2 separate regions of the Mus musculus genome follow, and region 1 is linked to region 2. The links are chromatin loops, found by intact Hi-C in ENCODE. Cell type or tissue: heart. All regions are shown on one strand.

Region 1 (2,500 bases), 460 kb after region 2:
AGAGTAAGACAGTCATTGGCAGTAATTTCTCACTGGCACTGTGCTCCAAAGCGCCTTTGTAATGATGTATCCTTGCTACCTGTATTTAGCATCCAATCTCCTTCAAATCCATTGTTCATTTCTGCACTCTGATCTTCTACCTAGCACTGTGGGCATGTGTAGTCCTTGTTCCTCTCTGTCTTGTTCTTCTGTGGCAGTGGTGTATTTCTTGTGTTCCTTTTACGATGTTTTGTTCTCACAGGAGCCACTTAACCCCAAACCTCTTTTTTTTTTTCCTCTTGAGTAAACAGCTTGCTAGAACCCCACCACCCTACCCTTTACTAAGGTTTCTCCATTTTCCTTTCCCAGGGGAACTTTAGGTGAAAATAGTAGGGAGAGGCAAGTGGATTTGGCCAATTGCCACTGTCCTACATTTTCTTGGCACTCATGGAGAGGGCCTAGGGAGTTTTTCATCAAGGTCTAGTTCACAAGTACCTTTTCTTAGTTTCCCTTTCCAGCTGTCTCCTCCCTAGGTCCCTTCCTTTGCCTTAGTTTGTTTTATTCACTACTTGAGCTTCTCTCATAACGCCCAGGCTAGCCTCAAGCTGCCAATGACCTTGTACTTCAATTCTGCCGGATCACAGACCCTCACATGCGTTCTGTGCAGTCCTGAGGAATGAACTCGGGGTTTCACGCGCACTACCCTGGCCCTGGTTTTACACGGATTTCTGTGCATTGGCGCATTGATTCCAGAGGCCACTACCTTCCTTCTCCAGGGCCTGACCTAATTCTGGAATGCCCCGGTGTCTCTCCGTTCTGGGGAGCGCACCTGGTTCTCCAGAGAGCATTGGGGTTCAGGGGTGGCCTCAGAGGCCCGGCTCTAAAGCGGCTAGGACCCTCCTCTTGTCCCCGTGGAGAGCTGGGGGCGGGGAGCAGCGGCCGGGTGACCCCGGGTGTAACAGGTGCGGTAGCCGCAGCTGCGCGGGGGAGAGCGGCTTGGCGTCTGCTGGGGGTTGTCGGAGGCTAGTCCTCGCTGGACCAATGCGGGCCGCGGTTGTTCGTCGCCTGGCAACCGGCGGAGCCAATGGGCGGCGCCAGCGCGGGGCGGGGTGGGATGGGCGCCCGCCGAGGAAAGCGGCGAGAGGCGGGCCGGGCGGACCGGGCGGGCTGGAGGCTGCGCGGAGCCGCTGCGTGCCGCCGCGGGTGCGGGCCCGCGGGCTGCGGGAGGCGTGAGCCGCTCCCGGAGCCGTGACGGTGAGCGGCGGGATTGTGACGCGCAGGCGGGGAGGAGGGCACCGGGCTGGACGTGGACGCAGGCACCGGGGCCGACTCTGGGCGGGCTCGTCGCGGCCGTTGCAGCGGTTGGAGAGCGTTGCTGCCCGCCGCCTGCAGCGGAAAGTGCGAGGTAGGTGCTGGGGGGGCCCCGCGCCCTTTCGGGATGCGGCGCGGGCGCGCGCGGGGTCCCTTTGGCCCGACCGCGCGGGCTTGGCGAGTCCTCCGAGGCTGCCGCAGGACTTAGCGAGTGAGGTCTGCCGCTGCTGCAGGGGTAGGTGGCTCATAGTGGTCCAGCCCCACGTTTAGGGGAAGAACTTACATCATCGCAGGGGCAGGCTTGTTTGAGAAATTATTTGGCCCCGGATTTTCCAGTGGTGTAGAGTGCGTAAATGGTGAGCTCTGTCCGGGTCAGCACATATTTCTCCTGGTGCAGATTGCTGGGTTATGCAAGTCACCTGGGCCCAGGAAATAAAACTTGCCCAATAATTCCCCATCAGCACCAGTAGAGGAATCTTTACATTAATACCCACAGTTCAGGCTCCTTAGTCCTGCGTGTCAGATTCATAACCAGCCACGCCGATGCAGTTGTGAGAGCCGGGAGTTTCTTCTAGAATCCAGGCTGGATGAAAGGTGGAGCCCAAGGATGAGAGCCTTCTGGATTTGATATTTGCTTCAATTCAGTTTAGAGTCCAGGCCTGGAGTTAGCTGAAAATAGTGCTACCATGGAGCCCGCAAGGTTCCGGAGGAAAACCTTTCTAGTCCCAAATTTGATCTTGAACGGAAAGGTCTGTATATGACGTGACACATTTACGAGGCTGGATAAAATTCAAAACCGTCGATCCAGCTAGCAAAACTTAAGCCATCCAATCTCCTTACTCCCCAAGAGCCTGTGGGCCCACGAAGCTTAGAGTGTTCATTCAAACTAAACAAGAAAAGCTGTGCTCCCAGTCGACACTTTGTCCTGCCCGGTGTGCACAGAAGTTCCTCGTACAAAGTGGCTCTCTGAGAGGATTAGGAATGGATAGAATTCAAACCGGGGCGTTTTCTTTGGTAACTGTTGGGGCCCCTACAGCCTGTCATTTTACACCCTTCCTTTCCTTCTTGTTCTCCATCTGTACAGGGAAGATAATAGGTCCAGGGATTAAGTAACAGGGCCACAGCAGCTTGGAGATAACTGCTGGGGCCGGGCCACTCCAGGATGAAATGTGAAACTCGATCCATGACACACTTGAGCCTTGTGACAAGA
Region 2 (2,500 bases):
AGTCTTACAGGGCTGTCCTCACACGCCTGAGGACCTGGGTTTGATCCCAGGATCTACCTACAAATGCTGATGTAGTGATGCCTGCTTATCATCCTGATCCCAGGGAGGCAGAGGCAGGAGAACCTTTGGGGCCTGAAGGCCAGCCTGTCTAACAATTGGTAAATGCCAGACAGAAGAGAAACCTTGTCTCAGGAAGTAAGTGGGGTTTCAGGGGTGGCACGCACATTAAAAATAGATAAATATTAAATTGTTAATTTGGACTTGTGTGTTGGTTACTGAATATAACTCTTGTAATAAATAGCCCCCCTCCTTTTTTGAAATTGGGTCTGACACTATGTAGCCAGATGGCCGTGAACTTCCGATCCTCTTGCCCCTGCCTCTCAAACTGAGATCACACGTCTGTACCACCCTCTATTCTGTGCTCCTAGATGTTGAACCTAGGGTTTTCTGTGTGCTAGGCGAACACTCGACCTACTCAGCCACATCCTCAGCCAGTGCACACTCCCGTGCCATAGGAAGTTGCTGAAAATATTAATTTGCCTGACATTTCCTCTTTGTACACATGTGAACGTGGAGACCAGAGGACCACCCTGGGTGTCAGCCTTATCTTCTACCTTGTTTGACTTTTTCTCTGCCATTCATGTATGTATGCCATGTCAGGCTGGCTTTAGAGCTGGGAATTCTGTCTCTGCCTCCCACCTTGCCATGTGAGCTTTGAGATGACAGACATGAGTTAACTGATCAGGCTTTTTGCAAAGGCTGTGAGAATTCAAATTCTGATCTAGAGCCATCTCTCCAACCCCTGACATTTTTTAACCTATAGTTTGTAAGTAATTATTAAGCTACCTGGCTTTTATTTTACCTTCCCATAGTCTTCTTCCTCTGGTCATTTTTGCTACTTATGTTCAGAATATAGAGGAGGTTAAATCAAGCCTTGTCCCTCGCTGCCTAACAGTGCTTCTTCTTTAGCAACTGTGAAGTGTTGATAAGTAAAACTCGGGTGGCCATAGCTTTATTAACCAATAGCTGTCTGTCCTGCCCTGGTGTTTAAGGCAGTTCCTAACTGTGCCACTAGAGGGTGTGAGCCCTCGTGCTTCAGTCATGGGAACTCACTTTCTCAATTGTAGTATGTGGTTTCAGTTTTATCTGTAGACTTACCTGTAGTGTCAGAATAAAAGCAGAAATGCCCCTTACTAATGTGTGTTAATGTGTTTCATGGAAGTCTTCAAAAATGCTTTCAACTTTTCATACTACTGTTTCTGAAAATAATTTCAAGGTTAACTTGATAATTAAGCTCTAGCTAATTGTTTTAATGGGTATAGTGGCTTTACACCAATATCCCTAAACTTAGGAAGTGGAAGCAGGGGTGTCAGACATTCATATCCAGCCTAAGTTACAGATTTTCTTCACAGAATTTGTGCTTTAACCTTAGCAGTTAGGTTAACCTTAGCAATTTTAAATATGAAGGCATCTTAAAATCAAAATCGTTTATATGTCACCATATTATACCTGTTGGGCTTTGGGTATCATGTTCATCAAAAAGTAAACTTAAGCCAACATGGAGGCTCATGTCTGTCAACTTAGTACCTAGAAGGCTCGAGGCAGGGAGATTATAAAATCAGGCAAGTCTGCGTGACATAGGAAGGAAGGGGATGGGGGATAAAGTCAAAGACAGCTAAGGGTGTTTAGTATAGAGCGGTTGTCTGAAAGGCATAGGCTAGGGTGGATTTAGTCCCTGCTCTGTGGAAGTAGGGAAGTCAGAAGTTATGTTTATGTATATAGAGTTCTTCTGAGGTGGGATGCAGTTGCTATAAAGCCCAGGCTGGCCCCAAGCTGATAGCAGTTCTCCTGTCTCATCCTCCTGGATTTGAGACATACCACCACCCAGCTTTGGCTGGGATTCTTTACAGCACACATTCATTAAGGGAGATGGGAATTAGCAGCTAATCCGCTGCAGCTGCCTGTGTTTACTGAACCACTTAAATAAAGTGCTTGGGTTTTTGTTTTTAATAGGATGAAAAGGTCTGCTTTGTCAGAATTGACATTTTTATTAATGGAAATTTTCTGTGTCCGCAGACAATGACTGTGTGGGGCAGTGGGTGCTGTTTACTGTATAGTTCAGTAGTCTTCCTTCATCCAACTTTCCCTTAACTTGAAGGTGGAGCCTGCTTATTCTGTTGCCATTAGGATGTTCTGACCTCCTAGGAGGACTGGTCCAGAATTAGAGCAGACACCTGCGAGGTTGTCTGAACCTCCACTTGTGTGGTGGGTTAATAATCATAAGACTGGAGGTGAAATCTGAGAGGACAAGTCACGCTGGTGGTTACTCGGCACGGCTAGAAGATGCATGCTTTGTAGAAGGAGCAGTGCTCTATGCTGTGAAGTATGGACTGTATCTAAATGGATGTACTGTTTGTGCTGGAGAGTTTGCGGAGTGAGTGTTTCAGAAAAAGCTGATTTTCACCAAAATATCTTATGCGACGACATTATTAACTTGCCT

The links. Hi-C counts contacts between places; a loop is a spot of excess contacts. Peaks named below come from ENCODE experiments on the same cell type or tissue, not always from the same donor. Only the 100,000 strongest peaks of a DNase experiment are listed, where the experiment ranks them.
Region 1: a loop joins it to region 2, with 2.9 times the contacts of the local background. A loop is called at or near these places in 3 of 42 quality-filtered maps.

The regions. Positions count from the first base shown.
Region 1 is chr3:146,403,552-146,406,051 of GRCm38, forward strand. Ssx2ip (synovial sarcoma, X 2 interacting protein) reads left to right here and starts at 1,091. Exons shown (of 14, transcript NM_001355661.1): 1 at 1,091-1,384. In heart, no CTCF peak of the experiment used is centred here; a DNase peak (open chromatin) is centred at 1,030; H3K4me3 peaks cover 2,152 bases; H3K27ac peaks cover 2,201 bases.
Region 2 is chr3:145,941,092-145,943,591 of GRCm38, forward strand. The region is part of intron 2 of 2410004B18Rik (RIKEN cDNA 2410004B18 gene); the gene reads left to right. Among named protein-coding and RNA genes, the nearest start is that of 2410004B18Rik, 4.3 kb to the left of the region's middle. In heart, a CTCF peak has its summit at 1,058 (motif pointing right); a DNase peak (open chromatin) is centred at 1,047.